Regions from separate parts of the Homo sapiens genome. Here region 2 is linked to region 1. A link is an interaction called in ENCODE POLR2A ChIA-PET data of the cell type or tissue named here. Cell type or tissue: HepG2. All regions are shown on one strand. Links, peaks and the distances in the headings refer to the core of each region. The heading gives the core; the rest is flanking DNA.

The links. ChIA-PET counts read pairs that join two places held together with the same protein. Peaks named below come from ENCODE experiments on the same cell type or tissue, not always from the same donor. Only the 100,000 strongest peaks of a DNase experiment are listed, where the experiment ranks them.
Region 2: POLR2A ChIA-PET joins it to region 1 with 5 read pairs; 9 of 35 experiments call an interaction of 5 or more read pairs at or near these places.

Annotation. Positions count from the first base shown.
Region 1 is chr6:16,723,181-16,733,414 of GRCh38, reverse strand. All of the region lies in intron 2 of ATXN1 (ataxin 1), which reads left to right. Among named protein-coding and RNA genes, the nearest start is that of ATXN1-AS1, 33 kb to the left of the region's middle. RefSeq lists an enhancer at 9,060-9,672. In HepG2, for the core only: no CTCF peak of the experiment used is centred there; DNase peaks (open chromatin) are centred at 2,404, 4,094, 5,194 and 6,444; H3K4me3 peaks cover 959 bases.
Region 2 is chr6:16,669,644-16,679,877 of GRCh38, reverse strand. All of the region lies in intron 2 of ATXN1 (ataxin 1), which reads left to right. Among named protein-coding and RNA genes, the nearest start is that of ATXN1-AS1, 86 kb to the left of the region's middle. RefSeq lists an enhancer at 7,067-7,568 and a silencer at 9,103-9,182. In HepG2, for the core only: a CTCF peak has its summit at 6,031; DNase peaks (open chromatin) are centred at 2,709, 3,297 and 4,717.

The sequences.
Region 1 (10,234 bases), core at 997-8,996:
ATTTTTAAAATTTTTTTGTAGAGACAGGGTCTTGCTATGTTGCCAAAGCTTGTCTCGAACTCTTGGCCTCAAGCCATCCTCCCGCCTCGGCCTCCCAAAGTGTTGGGATTACAGACATGAGCTGCCGTGCCTGGCTGACTTGTGGTTCTTAATAGTGTGGCTCTTAAAATAGCAAACATTTTTGGGAACCAATGTGAGGGCACTTCATAACACAATCAAAAACCATTAAGTGGAATATGTTAAGATAATGTAACCTTGTTGTTGTCCCTTAATGCTTTAATGCAGGCTTTCAGCAAGTAGTAATACCTGGTATGGTGGGTGTAAAACTCAGAATGGGTCCCGGCATGGCAGGAATAAGAGAATTCTTTCATCGGTTGGAAAATATGTTTGAATAATTCACTACATTTAAAAAATAGGTAAAGAGGCTTTTGGTTTTGGTTGCAAATTGCACTCATCCATGGAAGTTTTTCAAGGGCCATACAATTCTGTAGATGGAGGTGGCAATTTAATGCAGTCTTAGCTGTTTAGGATTTAGAACTATGTTACTTTTAATTTACTTCCATGAAATTACAAAAACATGTAATGAAGCTAAAAAGATTTCAAAAGAAGCACATCTAGTCAAACATAAAAGTACTTAATAAGGGCATACATGTAGAAGTATATTAGTCTTTGCACATATTTACATATGTATGTTTTGGTTGCTTAATATTTTTCAAGTGCTGCATGCATTTGTATGTGTAAATACAGTGTGCACCCTTTATAGAACTAGTGTTGGGGGACTCTTTTATCAGCTATTATGATTTGGAGCTTTATCAAATGGAGTGATTTTTTTTTGTGTGTGTGTGAGATGGAGTCTCACTCTGTTACCCAGACTTGAGTGGAGTGGTGCCATCTCGGCTTATTGCAACCTCTGCCTCCTGAGTTCAAGCAATTCTCCTGCCTCAGCCTCCAAAGTAGCTGGAATTACAGGCACCCATTAGCACGCCTGGTTAATTTTTGTATTTTCAGTAGAGACGGGGTTTCACCATGTTGGCCAGGCTGGTCTCAAACTCCTGACCTCAAGTGATCCACCTGCCTCGGCCTCCTAAAGTGCTGGGATTACAGGCGTGAGCCACCACACCCGGCCGGAGTGATATTTTCCAATGGTCATGATTCTGGCCTGTAACACCAAGCAGTATAACGATGAGATTGAAGTGTGACCATGTGCGTCTGCCTATTTTTATGTTCTATCTCATCTTTTTGCTTGGAGAAAAATTATGTTGAAAGACTACAGTGTGCCTATAAAGCTTCAAATATGAAAAAAGAGCTACATATGACACTTTGTTGCAGTTAGTCCATTGTCTCAAAAACATGCTATAAAAATATGACAACTAGAAAAGTCTTGGCAAATGTAGCATGAGTGTTGCCGGTTTAAAAGCCGTGTTTGAGTACTCTAAAGTACTTTTCTGTGACAGCTATTACTATAGGAATTGGCACCAGCTAAGAAAATTTACAGTTTAATACTTTAGAGCAAATAATTGCTTAGGGTGCTTTAAATAGCACAGGAAATGTGTAGAGTGTTTACTTGACATTTGCTATATTGAACACTAATACTGAAACAGATTCTTTGACCACAGAGAATGCCAGTGTAGGAGGGGTGGGGGTAGGTGGGAGAAAGAGGCGGAGAAGGAAACGGCAATACAATTAGATAAAAATTAAATGACAAATGTACTTTTTCATGATACAGAGATATCATGGGGAAAAATGCCCATTTGTTTGATCAAGTAATCTTCTAGTGTGGTAGCAGAAAGCAAAGTACAGACAACTTCCTGGGATTAGGTTCCTCCTGCTAAAGGCTGTCTTCACCAGAAGGTCAAAGCCTTGCAGCCCTTGGTCGCTCTGGTTTATTTTTCAAGCTCCTGAAAGCAAGAGGAATGACCTCCGTTTTTATTAAAAAAAAAAAAAAAAAAAAAAAAAAAAAGAAAAGAAAAAAAAAGCCTCTCTCGTTATCTGTCTAATCTGCACATGCTTGTGATTTTTTTTTATGACGACTCTGATGCCCTCATTTCTCATTGCAGCTCAGTGCTTGTGATGTTTTTTTCCCCTGAATGCATCTTGCACTCCCAGAATCTTCTTTTCATTCTTCCCTGGCTCTGTTAATACGGGTCTTATCTTAGAACGGGGTCTAGTGCAGTTTAGTGTAGCTCTTACATGCAGAGCATTTTTTTTTTGCACAAACTGCTTCTCGTGGATTGTGATTCAGTTGCACTTAAAGGGAAAAATAGAGTATATTTTAGGCTACTAAACCTCCTTCCATTTGTAGGCATTTGAGCCAGTTATACAGTGTCTTTCAGGGAGTTTTACATGCATATGTTAATAACCAGTGGCACCTGTGATAGGTCCAGGAATGTGAAATTGTGCAACGTTAATGACATTTGTCCAAGCTTCTTCCTTCTATCTTGTCAATATGAGCTACTTTTAAATACACAAAGGAATTTTGAAAACACCAATCAAAAGTCAAAATTTCACCCTGCAGCATGGCCCGGCACCCAGAACACTCAGCAAGAGGAAGGTCTGTATTTATGGCTTTTCCACTGACTTGAAATTTGACCTGGAATAAATCATGTTTAACTTCTTTATGCTTCAATTAGCTTTTGAAAGATATGTGTGGTTGTGTTTAGCCAGTGGAAAGGCAATAACTGAAGTTCACAACGAAAGGAGAACTTGAAGGGAAATTTTGTTAGGAAAGAACAGTGGGCAAGAATACAATCTTCAGGCAGGGTGCTATTCCTAAAAAGTCTTGGTACACATGGTTCCTAAGGAAGGTGGGACATTTTCTTATAATATTCTTTCTGTATTTTGTAGAATTAAGAAATATATTATTGTACATAAATATTTTATATTACATTATATATGTATAAATACATTTATATATATATATATATATACATACTGTTTTACCCTTTAACTCCAGAAAGCTTTGCGTTCACACATCTTTTTCCCTAACTTCTACCTATAAAGGGATTTTTAGTGATAATCTTGAATTTAAATTGTAATCAAGCAGTAACAAACTTCATTTAATATGCAGACATCTAATTTTATAAAGGAAATTCCAAGTTATTGTTCATTTCCATTTATTAATTTATTTATTTTGGGACGGAGCCTCACTCACTCTGTTGCCCAGGCTGGGGTGCAATGGCACAATCTCACGTCACTGTAATGTCCATCTCCCGGGTTCAGGTGATTCTCCTGCCCCAGCCTCCTGAGTAGCTGTACAGGCGTGCACCACCATGCCCGACTAATTTTTGTATTTTTAGTAGAGATTGGGTTTCACCGTGTTGGTCAGGCTGGTCTTGAACTCCTGACCTCAAGTGATCTGCCTGCCTCAGCCTCCCAAATTGCTGGGATTACAGGCGTGCGCCATCGCGCTTGGCCAATTTTTGAAGTTTCTTTTTTTAATCTGTTGCCATCTCTGAGATGAGAGGTTTTTCATTCATTTGGGGAAAAAGGAAGAAAGGTAATCAACATTTATTGAGCACCTACTGTGTGCCAAACAGACTGCTAAGCACTTAGTCCTTAAGTACCCTACGTGACTGATGTTCAGAGGGCCATTTTCTCTGTGTCAGGAATCAGGTGGGAGGGCCAGAATCCATAGAACAAAAATATAACCGTTGCAATAGATAATTAAAAAGAGGGACCTTTTAGTTAGTGGCACCCAAAGCATCATAGTGTGGGCTGTGAGATCTCAGTAAACCAGTTGTTGGTAGGTTCCCCCAACTCAGAGACCTCCATGAGGGTTGGATGGCTGGATTGCAACATGGTGCTAAACCACATCTCCCTGGTTAAGCCATTTCAGTTATTGCCTCATTTAAGTTGCATTGCTGTAAAAGACATAGGTATGACAAGTTGCAATGCCTAAAATTCGAACGAAAGAATACAGGCTTTGAATGTTATTCAGAGCTTGACTCCGGAGTCCCAGATGCAGTTTCAGGGTGAGTAAATACAAAGCCAGCAGCTCCCAAGTTTAGATGAGAAAACATTTCAAAGAAAGCCAGCGAACGCTTATATATTTAACACAATATCCATGACTCATTTTCTCTTTGCTCTCTCAGTCCAGCCGTTATTCATTTACCGCTCACCCCACAGGAAAGCTCCTTTTGAAGTCTGCCTTTGGCTACTTTGCAAAACATATAAATATACACCTTGGGAGAATAAGGGTGAGAGAGAAAAAAGGCAGAGGTCATAATTTTTAATCCTGGTTCTGCCAATAACAAACTTTGTGACCAGATACTTTGTACAGTAAAGGAGGATGTTTTTAAAACCCATTCTCAGTTGCCAGAGAGGCAGGCAGTCATCATTCTGTAGGAAGACTTGTTTCAGGATTTCTCAGATGTCTGCTGTGTTTGGATTGCTGAGGTCCCTAAAGAACCTTCCCTTTGAGTCAGCTCGACTAGGCTTTTGGAAGTAGCCCTGGAGGTGTGATAGCACCTTAAAAATTCTTAGTAACTAGGAATAAATAGAAGGAGAATGGGAAGGAATAGAAGCTGGGTGACGGGGAAGGGAATGCCAAGCTGTCCTGCAGCTGGGATCCACACTTGGTGAAGGTTGTGCCTGCGTCCCTCATCTGTGGTTGGGTATACCAGAATTTTGATATCTCTCTAGTTCGAATACCAGCCTTGACATTTACCACCTTGGCCAAGTCCCTGAACCTATCTGTGCCTCAGTTTCTTCATCTGAAGAGTGGGGATTATAGTCAATGTAAGGACTAAGAAAATCAATATACGTAATACCCCTAGTATTCACACTTCACCTGCTATGATGATATTACCATTCTCCTTTGGAGTTTTCTAACTTATTTGTGTAGCATTTAGGGCAAAATACCAGGCATATGGGTGATGGCGTGTAGTGGAGTTGGTGAGAGGGAGACCTTGAGTTGTAGAAAGGGTGGGCAGAACCTGGTTTCTGTCCTACATCCCAGATGTTGCCCATACATATCCTGTTTGTTTCTGACCACCCTGCTTTGCTGTGAGGGTTCCCAGCCCCTCTGCCTTTACCTGTCCTCATTCTGCCCCACTGTCCATGCCCAGCATGAATCTCCACTTCTCCGGGACGGAAAGTTTTCCCCAGCTGCTTCAGCCCAAACCAACTTCCCTCCCCACTGCCCTGTGCGCACAGCTTATTTGATCATGTCATTTATTGCTTCATTTTGTGGCTTAGATGTCTTGCGTCCCAGTCAGACTCCATGTGACTGGAGGCCTTTGCCTCCTTTCAGCTCCAGGGTAGTGTGGCAGAAAGAGCAAGGAGCAGGGAGGGAAGGGACCTGCTCTCTTCTCCAGCCCTTTCTCTGTGATAAACTCAGCATGCTCCAGGCGTTTAATCTCTGTAATCCTCACAGCCTCCTCATGCAAAATGAGGGTCTAGACCAAGTGACCTCTACAGCTGCCCTTGCAGCTTCCCCATTTTAGAGTAGTAGATGGTGAATAAGTATGGCCCGAATGAATGAACAAATGTGCAGTCTCAAGTTGGTCAGTTGTGGCTTAAATTATTTTTGTGCCCACTGGCATCTCGGCTTGGTAAATGGAGGAAACGGTCTCTGACGAATTTTCACTTTCAGTAGACAGAAATTTTGTTAATTTTGATCATTTTATAGTCCGAATTTGTGGACACATTGAATTAATATTTATATTAGTAATATGTCTAAGAAGAAAAGATTTTTTATGCTAACAAATAATATAAATAATGTCACAGACTAATAACAGCTAAGAGTCAGTAATAAAGGAAATTTGTTTTTAAGCACTTTGGAAGTTCCTGTTTGCATGCATTATATGATTATATATACATAATTTGTATTACATTATTATATAAGCTCTCTTAGTCTATTCATTAAGTAATTTGATGATCATTTTGAAATTTTTTTATAAGTACTTAAGAGAGTTAAAACTATATTTCTTCTTGAAACATTGTAATTTGGACTTGTTTTCTTATTCATATTAGATGTCTTCTCTGAGCCCAGTTACTGAGTATGTAGTAACTTTTTTGTGTGTTACAATAATTGACAGAGACGGTGGTTCAAATTTTCAGCATCAAACCTCACTTTGGAATTATTTATTTCCATTTTTTCTCTTACCTACTAGTATATATGGATCCAAAATTAATTGCTTTTTTATTATATTTAATACATCTATTTGCTTTGTGGTTTTACTGATACTTGAAAATTGTAAACAATTATGAAAGATTTTGAACTTTAATCATCTTAATTTGCTTAATTAACATAATTTACTAGAGGAGAGAAAGAGAAAACAGACTTGGTTACTTATTTATGTTTGTAACCACCTTTGTATATGTAGTAACACCAGAGCAGGCACTTCATAATTGAAAAGGCTTTAGGGTAATAAGTCACTGTCTGTTTCAAACTGTGATGACTTTCTGGAAAAAATAGCTTTTGTAATATTTGTCATACTGGCCCAGATCCAGAAAGTAGTATGTTCAGTGTCTAATTGTACTCCATATGGCCTGAACTCTTGAGCAATCCATCTGAAGTAGGACCCTGTTAAGAAATTATTCTTTGTTTTTTTTTGAGATGAAGTTTCGCTCTTGTCGCCCAGGCTGGAGTGCAATGGCATGATCTTGGCTCACTGCAACCTCCACCTCCCGGCTTCAAGCGATTCTTCTGCCTCAGCCTCCTGAGTAGAGTAGCTGGGATTACAGGCACCCAGCTGTTTTTTGTCTTTTTAGTAGAGATGGAGTTTCACCGTGTTGGCCAGGCTAGTCTTGAACTCCTGACCTCAAGTGATCCACCCGCCTCGGCCTCCCAAAGTGCTGGGACTATAGGTGTGAGCTACCGGGCCCGGCCAAGAAATTATTCTATGTCATACATAATTGGGTGCAAGAGGTCTTAGTAATTTGCATTTTAAAATGATAATTGGTATCATCTACGAAGAGAAGTTCTACCTTAGTGTTTTAGTTTAGCAGTGACACTAAGATATTATACATATGAAAATCTCTTAATGTTAGTGGGCAGAACTGGGAACCCTTCCCTTTTTTTTTTTTTTTTTGAGACAGAGTCTTGCTCTGCCACCCAGACTGGAGTGCAGTGATGCAATCTTGACTCACTGCAGCCTCTGCTCCCCCGGGTTCCAGCGATTCTCTTGCCTCAGCCACCTGTGTAGCTGGGATTACAGGCACACGCCACCACGCCCAGCTAATTTTTGTATTTTAGTAGAGATGGGGTTTTGCCATGTTGGCCAGGCTGGTCTTGAACTCCTGACCTCAGGTGATCCGCCTGCCTTGGCCTCCCAAAGTGCTGGGATTACAGGCATGAGCCACTGTGCCCGGCTGGAACCCCTCCCTCTTACAGTTCACAGGGTATAAGAAGCTACTTTCTAGGGCTTCATCTTAATATGGTGATTGAGTTCTATATTATGGCCAAAAGGAAAATTATGTGGGTATTGTGGGGAGGAGGAGTCAGAGGGCTAGGGGCAAAGCGGGCAGAGAAATATCAGCTGCCTTTATTTAGCAAATATTTACCAGTCGTTCCTGCCCATATGCACTTGTTCCTTGTGTACTTGGATCTGAATTGATTAAAAAGGTCTGTATGTATTGAGTCTTTTCCCTTAGGAGCGCTTAAGCTTTCTTTTGATGCTTTTTTTCTCTTCCTTTAAAATGGTGCAGGAAAATGTTGGAATAAACATAGTCAGCTTGTGAAAGGATGATTCTCTCCCTTATCTGGGCATAAATATTGTTGAATGTGAGAATGTGGGAGTAGCTACTGGGCCAAATATGCACAATGAGTGCAAGTGATTATTGACCTTACTGATGAGAGGAAGGAAGAGAAATACTTTAAAACTATTTTCACAGGGCATTTCAACCAAGATGTTTTTCTAAATTCGGTTTCTGATTCAAAAACTGGATTTAGCTCTTTTTCTTGTTTGTTTCATCTGAACAAATTTACCCTGAATTGAATGGGAGAGTGTTTCTTAATCCCCCATGTCTTTAGCAGTGAGTCATTTCCATGTTGTTGAGACATTTTCTAGCCTTTATTGCTGTGTGTAGTTCATGCTTTTCTCTGGATGTTTTGACTCCTTAAGGAACTCGCAATAACAAATTAACAATCACACTCCTCTGGAATGAAAACACGCAGTATCGGAGTAATAAATAGCAGTTCTCGAAACCTAAATAAACACAGAAAACTCAGCTCTCGTACTTAAGAAGGCTCTAGAGGAGTCCAGTGTCCAACATTACAAGCAAGACACACCATTTAAAGCCATAGGAAGTTAACATACTTTCATTTTAATTTTCCAAGGGATCATGTTATAAAACCATATAGCCACTTCCATTCTTCAAAACTTAATAAACGGTTAGTTTTAGTCATCTGACCTGCCTTCTCTCAAATGGATCATAATTTAGTTTAACAGGTTTGACATTAAAATAAGTTGTGTTTCTCTGGGAAACTCATGTTAGCCTGGACTTCTCCACTTCCTGTCTTTCTCTGGTGAAGCTGGTAATAGTGACTGAGCTCAGGCCATGGCGGGATCCTCACAGCCCTAAGACTAGGTGCCACCTGTGTGCTGCAACCCAGTACCAAAATAACAGGAAAAATCTAAAGTTATCCAGATAAAATATGTCAAATTATAAAGCCTCTGAGTCATGACAGTAATCAAACCTGATTCTATATCAGCAATCAAACCTGACTCTATATCAGCTTTACCAAACACTATTAATATATCCTATAATAAAAATTAAGGCGTCATTCCTCAGGTTCTTTAGCAAGTAAGTCAGTGCATCTATCTAATTTGCTAAGGCTGAAACCTATTGTACATAGAACTCGGGTCTGAATGGTTGTCCCGTAGAAAGTTTTAGAGCAGAGCAAGGTTGTAAATAGCCAGCTCCAGTGGCTGTTTTTCACCCTGTTCATGGGTTGCTTGCCCTGGTTGTATATTTAGTTGCCTGTGATGGATGGAGTGAAGTGCACAGGTCGTCTCTCAGGGGTGAACACTGGGTTTGATTAGAGGCCATTGTCATGAAAGATACTCCAGCTCTTCCATGACCATACATGCTTAGAAGAAAACTTTGATGCACAAAGAACTGAAAGCCCTAGGCACTGGAATTCCTGCTCATCAAAAAGACACCTAAAAAATTCTTTTGGAGACTTCATGAATTTTCTCTCGATTCATACTGAAGGACTGGTGCCAGTAATATTTTTCCTCTTTGCCTGTTTCAGTTTCTCATGAAGTTTTTCCATATTTAGACACACTGCCCAGTTAAAGGGAATGCCAGTCACTCGGGGTTTAAGACAATGAAGTATGTACTTCCCTCACCAATCAGTTGGGAGAGCTGATTGGGCTGAACTTCCAGTCTGAGGCATGTGAGTCACACACAGGCAGAGATTTAAATGTTATTAACATGAGAAAGATCTTTTGAACGTGAAGTCATCATGCTTGAGGTTACTTTGAACTTTCCTCATAGTCTCTTTTATGATTTGTGTAAGAATCAACATGCTTTAGTCTTATGTTAAAAAAACACAGTCGAGTGAAAATGGACATGAATTTAAAATTGCATGATAGCCAGAAACTTTTCATACTGTGGAAATGTTACACTGTGATAAACATTTAGTGAAGCTGCTTGGCTCATGGGCTATTTTTTTAATGGCTTTTGGGTTCAGAAATTTCAAAATGTCAGATTCTTTGTAATTTAAATTTCCTTCTAAGTAAGGAAGTGCACTATGTTATTAATTTTAAAAATATATATACTTAGAAGTTGAAATTGTGTAATTATCTTAATGCTCCAGAGTCTCTTTTCTGACTAAACATTGGAACTTATTCTGTTGAATGCAGGGAATTTGTCCAGAAAAGCTTAAGGAAATTTAGCCTACGAGGGGAAATGCGCTAGATTCATAAATAAAAGGTTTATCCAAAGGGGTGATATAGAACATGATTTTATCTATAAAAGATTGTACTTGAGTTTTGTCTCTTCCTCCTCCTTTTAGGATTAAGTAATGATTGTAGCTTAGTTTTTATAGTTGATTTATAGTAATAAGTTATGTGTAAGCTGACTGTGGGTAGTTGAACTCATTTCAACTGCAGAAGGATAGATTGTTGTTTAAAGGATCATACAAAAATTATTATTTTTTAATAAAATGAAAATGTCCCCAGAGATGTTACACCTGGAAACTTAAAAGTAGGAAAAATGATAATATAGTATGTTACTCTATCTCTGGAAGGAATGATCTCTCCCACTGAAAAGTAAATAGTCCAAA
Region 2 (10,234 bases), core at 968-8,967, 54 kb after region 1:
ACAGTACATTTGTTAATATTCATTAAAGTTAAAGAAGCTTACTATTACAACAGAATGAAGTAATACTTGCTGGAAAACACCAATATTTTACTTATCTTTATCTAATCCCCCCGTTTAACTGTAGTGATACAATACTTAATTTTAAAAGAGGAATGGTTTGAATGTACAGACTTTTACATGTGTTCTTCCATTGAGTTCTTTCTTGTAGTCTAACCCAATAGTTATCACACTTCAGTGTACATGAAAAGTGCAGTAAAGGATTGTGCAGTATACATAAAATCCTGTGTGGAGTGTCTTGTGGGAAAGCCAAAGGATTTTCAAAGTTAATTTTGACTATATATGACTTTTGCTTAACTTTTGAACTTAACCGCCCACATAAAAACTCACTCCACTATATTTCCCTTCTCTTTGCCTCCCTACTTCTGTCCCCCCTTTCTCCCTTTTTTCCTTCCTCCCTTGTATTCTTCCATCCATCCATCCATCCATCCATCCATCCATCCATCCACCCACCCACCTATCCATCTATCTATCCTCCCATCCACCTATCCACCCACCCATATATCCATCCATCCATCCATCCATCCATCCATCCATCCATCCACCCACTAACTCATCCATCCATCCATCCACCCACCCATCCATCCATCTATTCATCCTTCCACCCATCCGTCCACCCACCCACCCATCCATTCATCTATCCTTCCATCCATCTATTCATCCATCCACCCATCCATTCATCCATCTATCTATTTGTCCATCCATCCACCCTCCCACCTATCCATCCATCTATTCATCCATCCATCCATCTTTTCTTCCATCACTCCTTTCTTTTTTTTTTTTTGAGATGGAGTTTCACTCTTGTTGCCCAGGCTGGGGTGCAGTGGCGTGATCTCGGCTTACCGCAACCTCTGTCTCTCGAGTTCAAGCGATTCTACTGCCTCAGCCTCCCAAGTAGCTGGGATTATAGGCATGCTCCACCACAGCCAGCTAATTTTGTATGTTTTTGTAGAGATGGGGTTTCACCATGTTGGTCAGGCTGGTCTCGAACTCCTGACCTCAGGTGATCCACCCGCCTCGGCCTCCCAAAGTGCTGGGATTACAGGCGTGAGCCACCGCACCCAGCCCCTTCACTCCTTTCTTTTTCTCTTTCCCTGCCTTCCTTTTGATAAATTAACTTAAACATTTTTTTTGGTGAAATTAATATGGTGATGTCTACTTATATTTAAATCAGAAAATTATTAGTATGCTGAATATTCCAATCTCTTAGGAATGATAAAAATATTCTATAAAGGTCAATCTTAATTCCACATCCTATGTTCCTACTCAGCTTTCTGTCTCTGATTTCTCATTTTTAGCTGGGAACATCCCAGCCAAAAGACAGCCAGGTTCTCTGTGAGCATAGCATATCAAACTAACTGTAAGAAAATAACATTTTGGCTTAAAAGCCATCTTCTAATATAAGATAGAATAAAAATGATAATGATTGGTATACTATGTGGCATTGTTAGTAAGAATTTGAAGTAAGATTTACCTAAATCGCTGAAAATATTGAATAGTTGGCTGAGACTTTAGAATTGGTACAAACATGTACATTTTCTCAAAATCAAAAGAATTAAAATAGATATCCAAGAAGTCAGATTATGAAAAAATAAGATAGTCAACGGAAATCCTAAAAGTAACTTAAACATTGGCATTGGACATATTTCATTTGTATTTCTGCCATAGAAGAGTTAAGTTAATGTGCATTTTTGCCATGCAATGGCAAAATGAAGAGACTTTTTTTTCCCTTCTTTTTGCTCTTGGTAAAATTAAGTGGCAAAGAAAAGATAGCTCTGAGGTTATTGCTAGAATTTTGTGCTAAAAACATTTTGGCTAGAGCAGCAAGTTTTTAGGCAAACAGCCCCTGATAAAAGTTGCAAGAAAAAAATCTCATTCGAGTGCACCAAACACTTTTCAGATGACCATTTAATTTTTTTAAGTTGCATAAACAATTTCAAGTGCACTGTAAATATAGAAAATAGGGTATGATAGTTGACAGAAACAGAATGAATTAAGAGCAGTAATAGAAAATTGTAAACAATTATATCTGAATTTCATCAGTTGTCTTGCTTACATTCACAATTAGTCATCCCGTGAAAGACATAGGTGAACATTTAGCTGCTTAAAAAGGAATTAGCTGCTTGAAAGGACAAATGTTCATGTTAAATTTCATGAAGACTAACCTTCAGCAGACAACGGCACAAATGTGTCAGCTTTTTCTGGTGTGAATGAAGCAAGATACAGGCAAAACAGATGAGATAAATAGGACTTGGAAAAAAAATTCTACTATACAAGTTTTGTATCCCCATCTTTTTGCTCTTTGTGGAGCACCTACTGGAAACCACTCCTGACCTAATGATGAGGACACAGAGAGAAAATTCAATAAGCAATGGCCTGAAAAATAATTTTTATCTAAGTATTAGATAAACGCAGTAGCATATTTGACTTGTAAAAATAACATGGCTAGGCTTTGTATGCCTCCCTGTCCTCTTACCTACGTGGGATTTTCAAATAGCACTGATTCTGGGGAGGGGAATCAAAAAATAGAAGACTCCCCTCTCCCAGAGCACACGTAATTAATGCCTGTGTTGCAGCTGGGAGCTCTCTGCCAGCAGAGTTCTTTGCTCGTCATCTCTCAGCGCTCACCCACATTCCCCTTGATTCACACCGTATTGTTTGTTTACATGTTTGTCTCCCTGACTCAGGTTGGAAATCTTTAAGGACAAGGACAACCTCTTGTTCCTTTTTACATTTCCCATGGTGCTTTGCTCGCAGTGGCCACTACAGACATGATTCATTCATTGTTTTAAAAAAAGTGTTAACTAGTTAAGTGAAAATAAAATGAAACAGCAAAATGAGACAAACGCCTAGATCTGAAAGGCTACAAAATACAGCAGAGGGTTCAGTGGACATAAGAGGAAAGGAACACAATGATATCCCCAATCTTGTGATGGAATAGAAAAAAAAAAAGTGATTGGTGTTGATGTAACACTTTTCTTGGCCAGTTGAACATTCCAGAGTAGAGGTCAGTTTTGTAGTTAAATCTGGTAGGAAGATGTTTCCAACCAGAAGGAATCATACTAAAATTATTTTATCACAACAAGCAGTCCATAACCGAAACTTTAATTTGTGAGTTGGGAATCAGGATAGGAAACCCAATTTTATATTCTTTTTATAGGAAGAAGAATCCATTCCACCACTCAGACTGCTTTCCTCTTTCATAATCGTGGCATACTCTGCCATTGTTTGTTTATTTTCCCCACAACTAGATGGAGAGTGCAAGGACCATATTTTACTCATGTGTATCCTCAGGGCCTAGCACAAAGTAGGCACTCAGTAATGAAGAAGTAAGATGTTTCAATGTCCCTAACATTTAAAAGGATGTATGAAACTAGTGCTAATACCAGAAAGAGTTGGTTTTCATAGGCTGTTAATTGTGGGTTTTGAAATAATGTACTACTTTGTACATTGATTTTATACAACTGTGTTATATACTTCAGTAACTTTCAAGGTAAAAAGTTAGAGGTTATTAAATCTGGCAGGGTCTTAAAACCTGAGTCTCAGTCCATGTAAGAGCATTCTTTTGCTCTTCTTGACTAGCCATGTAAAAGGGTGAATGTAAGTTAGTGAATTATCTTTTAGAAATCTTCAGTTGTATATATATTTTTTTCATCGAATTGCAAACTCACTCACACTTACCAATGTAATACTACCCTGTTGATGAGCATTAGTAGCCTTATTTGGGTAGCCAGATTAGAGACACAGGCTTCATGGTGTTACCTGCCTTGATGTTTTCATTCATAATGCAGCATTTGGGAATGCAGCATTTTTCTATATTGGAGACATGTATGATGATGTGTATGTTCCTTCCCCATAACCCTGTCCGCTTCTCCTTTGGCAGTGTCTTGCATCACAATTTTATTTTATTTTTATTTATTTATTTATTTTTTGAGAAAGAGTCTCACTCCGTCACCCAGGCTGGAGTGCAGTGGTGCAATCTTGGCTCACTGCAGCCTCCACCTCCCAGGTTCAAGTGATTCTCCTGCCTCAGCCTCCCGAGTCGCTGGGACTACAGGTATGCACCACAATGCCTGGCTAATTTTTTTTATATATTTTTTTTAGTAGAGATGGGGCTTCACCATGTCAGTCAGACTGGTCTTGAACTCCTGACCTCAAATGATCCGCCAGCCTCAGCCTCCCAAAGTGCTGGGATTACAGGCGTGAGCCACCGCACCTGGCCTCCAATTTTAAATATATGTAGGCTCCATCTCCACCTCTCCCTGAAAAAACTTTCCCTGCTCCTTTCGCCTTCATGTGTGCCATAAGTTGACTGCCATCAGGCCAATATCATTACATATAAATTCCCTCCACCCTTCGTTTTAATTTTAAAATATCTGAAAGGGGGAAAGGGAGAAGATTCCCTAATGAGTATGTTGTGTGATTCAGGACCTTGGCTCTTAGATCCTCAGTCATGTGATATTTTCAGATTTTATGGGACTATGGTGCAATTGAAGAAAGGCTTTTGACAGAAAATGTGAAATGATGAAGTCTTAGCACGGACTCATACGGCAGTATTTGATTGCGGGTTAATCTCCAAACGTTGAAATAAAGTGGATCTGTTAAAAAGCCATTGGTTACTTTCAGTTGCCAGGGGTGTGTATGCTCACATTCCTGGAAGCACATTCTATAAAGTCACCAATCTACAACACAGACACCCACCTCCCCCTAGACTTCAGAGAGCTCTGCTGGGCTGCAGCTTTCTACCAAAAGAGTTGTGTGCCTCTGAATTTCACATCCAACCTTGGAAGCTGCAGTCTGTTTAAGATTTCAGAAAGAATGGGGGCTATGTTTCCAGTTTACTGCTTTGTTATTTTGAAATTGAAAGTCTGAGCAGAATTCAGAACTACACAAAACAGGATCTTTTCACATGTTTGTTTAAGTCATGTTCTTGGCAAAAACTTGCTGAGGAAATGATCTGTTTCTCTAGGAGCATTGATTTCTTACTCCAGTACAGTGGCCATTTCCCAGGATCTCATTCCAAACCATCTGTTTTGCCATCAGAGCCAGCCTTTCAGTGAATGATCTCTTTGGTCTACACTGTGCTAAACCTTCTGATTGAAAGGATTTTTATTAATGAAATCTAGGTAATAAAGTTGCAGTGAACTTTAGGAAGTTCTCTGTAGGCAGGGCGTGGTGGCTCAAGCCTATAATCCCAGCATTTTCGGAGGCCAAGGTGGGCAGATCATGAGGTGAGGAGTTTGAGACCAGCCTAGCTAATACAGTGAAACCCCGTCTCTACTAAAAATACAAAAAAAAAAAAAATTAGCTGGGCGTGGTGGTGGGCGCCTGTAATCCCAGCTACTTGGGAGGCTGAGGCAGGAGAATCGCTTGAACCCATGAGGCGGAGCTTGCAGTGTTGCAGTGAGCCGAGATCACACCACTGCACTCCAGCCTGGCAACAGAGCGAGACTCCGTCTCAAAAAAAAAAAAAAAAAAAAAAAAGAAAGTTCTCTGTAACAGTCAAATAGCAAGTGCTGACCTCTGTCGCCTCTGTAGCAGCAGTATGGATGAATTGTGAGCTTGTTGGCTAGGTTGGGCTGCGGGTCATTGTGGAAAAGCCATGTTTCCCTTGCCTGTGGCTGGGAATAAGTATAGTGGGGCCATTTTAAAAAAAAGTCCTGTGGTTGAATTCTGAGTTTGAGCTGTTTTAAAATGTCAAACAGACTGAATCCTTGGGAGACTCATTTGAATGAGACCAGCAGCAATGTAAGAATATATATATATATAAAACACGTTAGAGCATTTCCATGTATGGGAGGGAACTGATGGAGAGAACACAGACCACCACATTAACTGCCACATGCTGTCAACCAGTGGATCTCAACTGGGGACCATTTTGCCCTCTCAGGACATTTGGCAATGTTTGGAGACACTTTTTGATCGTCCCAAATGGGAAAACAAGGTAGCAATACTGGCATCTAGTGAGTAGAGGCCAGAAATGCTGCTGAACATCCTGCAATGGGGCTGGGGGCATTGGCTCACACCTGTAATCCCAGCACTTTAGGAGGTCGAGGCAGGAGGATCGCCTGAGCTCAGGAGTTTGAGGCTGCAGTGAGCTGTGATGGCGTCACTACACTCCAGCCTGGGCAGCAGAGTCAGGGGTCTCTTGAATGAATGAATGAATGAATGATTTTTAAAAATCAATCAATCAATCAATATCATATCCTACAATGCACCAAACAGTCCTCTGCCTCAACCAAGGATCATCTGGCCCAAAATGTTAATAGTGCTGGAGTTGAGAAACCCTGCCTTAGACCCTTTCCTTCTCATAGTTTCCAAGCTGATAAATCAGCCTGCCTTGACAAAGGTGAGGAGGTAAGCTGCAGGCGTGAGTGGGAAGAGCAGGATAAGGAAGGAAACGGAGAAAAGAGGTAGCAGCATTGCATGAAAATAAACTACCCGGGCCATATCCCATTTGTGCCAAATTAATATTTGGGATTCTGTCTTTATGTGTTTGGTAAAGCCGGAAAGTATGTGGGTGGCTGGCTGGGCCATGGCCTTTGTGTTAGAGGTGACCTGAGTTTCTTCAAAGCACCTGTGTTAGTTTTTCATTGCTGCTGTAACAACTTATCAGGAACTTTGTGGCTTAAAGCAACTGTTTTTATCTGACAGTTCTGCAGGTCAGAAATCCAATACAGGTCTCACCAGGCTGAAATCAAAGTGTCAGCCAGGCTCATTCTCTGTAGGGACTCTAGAGAATAATTCATATCCTTGCCTTTTCCGTTTTCTTTCTTTTCTTTTCTTTTTTTTTTTTTTTTGGCGGGGGGGAACGGAGTCTCATTCTGTCGCCCAGGCTGGAGTGCAGTGGCACATATTGGCTCAGTGCCACCTCCGTCTCCAAGGTTCAAGCAATTCTCCTGCCTCAGCCTCCCAAGTAGCTGGGAGTAGCCCAGCACCATACCCAACTAAATTTTATATTTTTACTAGAGTGGGGTTTCTCCATGTTGGCCAGGCTGGTCTCGAACTCTCGACCTCAGGCGATCCACCCGCCTCGGCCTCCCAGAGTGCTGGGATCACAGGCATGAACCATCGTGCCTGGCCCACCTTTTTCCATTGTCTAGATGCCATTGTATTTCTTGGCTCCTGGCCCCTTCCCCTATCTTCAAAGCCATCAATGTTGCATCTCTCTGTGCTGTGTTTCCATAGTTGAATCTTCCTCTGACACTTCTTCCTCCTTCTCAGACTTTTAAACTTCCTTGCGATTACATTGGACCCACCTGTATCATCTCCCCATCTCCAGATCCTTAATGTCATCACATCTGTGAAATCGCTTTTACCACGAATTCACAGACTGATTCTGGGGATTAGGACGTGGGTATGTTTGAAGGTCCCTTGTTGTGCCTACCACAGACTCCAAGGCATTTACTAGAGCCACATTTTGCTGACTTGAGCTAGATGTAGCAAAAGAAGTGTTATAAAAATGGGTTTTTAAAAAAGCCTTTTTTTTTCCTGTGGTATAATTTTAGTGTTTAGAAGTAATTTTTCTTTTAATGCAGTATGACACAGAAAACATTTGGAGGATGTTGAAAAGTAATTGTTTAAATTGGCAAAGACACATTTCAGTAAGGGAGTAAACAAGAGGGAAACGTGTTGGGGGGAAAGGTGTGGGGAGGAAACTCTAGACCAGAGGCCCTAGGACTTGAATATACAACTTAGTCCTGTTGAAAATTCAGATTCCTGGGCCTTAAAGTATGTTAAATAGGTCAGGGGTGGGGCCCAGGAGTTGTACTTTTAACGAGCACCCTCCTGTGATTCATTTAACATAAAAGGTCCTTGGCTCACACTTGGAGAAACACTGCTGTAGAAACTCAAATACCTATTTTAAAACAAAGGTACATTTTAATCATTTAGTTTAAAATGAAATCATTGCATAATACTGATGTTAGAGGTTAGAATAAACATGTACTTAAGTTCTTGATATTCTTGTCATTTCAGTTACATGTCAGGGAATGTGATTTGTGTTTTGACGTATTCAAATCCTTGTCATATTCAACCATATTCGTATTCAAAATATATAATGATTTTGACCCTTGATTGTTCGAATTAAGACTGTCATCTTTTCTGTGTGATTAACTCTTGTGTTGATATAAATATGCCTTTGGCTTACTAATGTTCAGTAAGAACTAATGACTCTTGGGAATGTTAATAGACTCTGTGAGTCCCTTTTTAATCATTTGTAACCAGGCTGTCATTCCATGTTTGTTTGGAAGCTTAGAGATAACATTTATGAACTTTGTGACACATAGTAGTTGCTCAATAAATGTTAACTGTAGAAACACATTGATTAGTTTCACTTCAGAAATAGACACTTAGAGTTCAAAATTCCCATCTGCCTAGCTCCTGAGGCCCACTTTCTTACCAGAATCTTTCCTGATACCCTCTCCTGCATAAAATGGTTCCTCTTTTGAGACTTTGTAGCTCTTTTGTACTTCTCTTATTCTGTTACGTTACTGCAAAAAAAAAAAAAAAGAAAGAAAAGAAAAGTGCCAATTGTGTACATGCTTTCCTCCCTGCTGGAATGTAAACTTTGTAAAGGCATGATCCATAGCAGATACTTCTTATTACAAACTACCTGGCAGAATTTCTTTCTAAAGAACCTACTCAGTAAGCCTGTTGGTGAACTGAGCAACATTTGGACAATTATGGCATCATCTTACAATTTTTCAGCTATTGGTTTTCACTTGTTTAGAAATGTAAAACTTTGCAAGGACTTTTATAAAAGCAAATTTCAGAATAGTTATTCACTAAGCTTTTTTATGCTAATGATGTCATGCTATCAAAAATTAGCTAGAGTAAATGGACTGTAATGAGGATGGTTTGTAATCTAGATTATATGTTCCACATGTAACATCGAAATGAAATATAAAATTGAGTTGTTGGCATGTGGTTGTGGTGAGCAGAAGCAGTTATTATACATTACTTGGTAAAATTCATATTCATATCTTGTCAGTTTACAGTGAGCCAGAGATTAAAAATAACATTTGTTTCTGTTTTAGTAACTGCTTAAAAATATCCAAAATCATTTTATTTTCTTTAGCCTGACTTCTAGTAGTGTTTTGAATATGTGGCCTTTCAAGCAGTAATGAAATGCATCAATGCGACTTGGCAGTGCCTCACAGGACATGCTTCTAGGATCATTTTTAATGATTAAAAGTCAAATTGAGTTCTAAAAAACTGACCCAAAATATAGATGAGCCAAGTAAAAACGGAAGGAAATCTGAATAAAATCTTGGTTCTTGGTCCTCTGCATGTATCCTCCACATCTGTTTTCTCCAGATCTCTTTTTTCTTGCTTGTTGATAGCACAGAGGAAGATCGCAGAGAGTAATGTACTGTATATGTTTCACATCCCCCTTCCTCTTTAGTGATAGTTTGGAGAGTATACTGCAGTCACCATGGTTTTCAGTTTGGAGAGTACAAGGATCAGATCTGTATTTTCTAGAGCCAGCTTTTGTGGCATTCTGGAGAGGTGATTGGAGAACCATGAGAGCAGGCAGACATCTGGGTGAGAGGGCACGAGGGGTGAGTGACGGCAGAGCCAGACTTGCTGGAGAGGCAGAAAGGGAAGGATTCAAGTAGCATAACCAGGAAATAGAATTGATAGGATTTGGTCCCTGCTGACCTGTGGAATAAGGGGGAAGGCAGAGGAGTTGATTCTAGTATTTCTAAGTTGGGCCACTTAGTGATATTGGGGTACCAGGAACAGGCTTAGTGGACCCACAGAAGTGACCAGACCCAGGAGTCTCTCTGAGCGCCCACCCTGGCTTCTCTGTGTTGGCTTACCCTTTCTTGGTTGGGGGTCATGGGGTGGTCAGCTTCAGTGGTGTGGTCTGAGGTGACAGGTGCTCAGGAGTGAGGACAGGGAGTAGACATCACCAATGTGAATGTGGAGGTAGGCAACAAGAGTTATTCTAGAACTGACAAATTTAATATATTTTGCTGACTGCTGAGTTCCATTTGGACAAATACCTAATGCATTTGGGGCTTAAAACCTAGATGACGGGTTGAAGGGTACAACAAACCACCGTGATACATGTATACTTATGTAACAAACCTGCACGTTCTGCACATTTGTCCCAGAACTTAAAGTAAAAAAAAAAAAAAAAAAAAAAGATTGTTCAGTTCAGTTCAGAGAG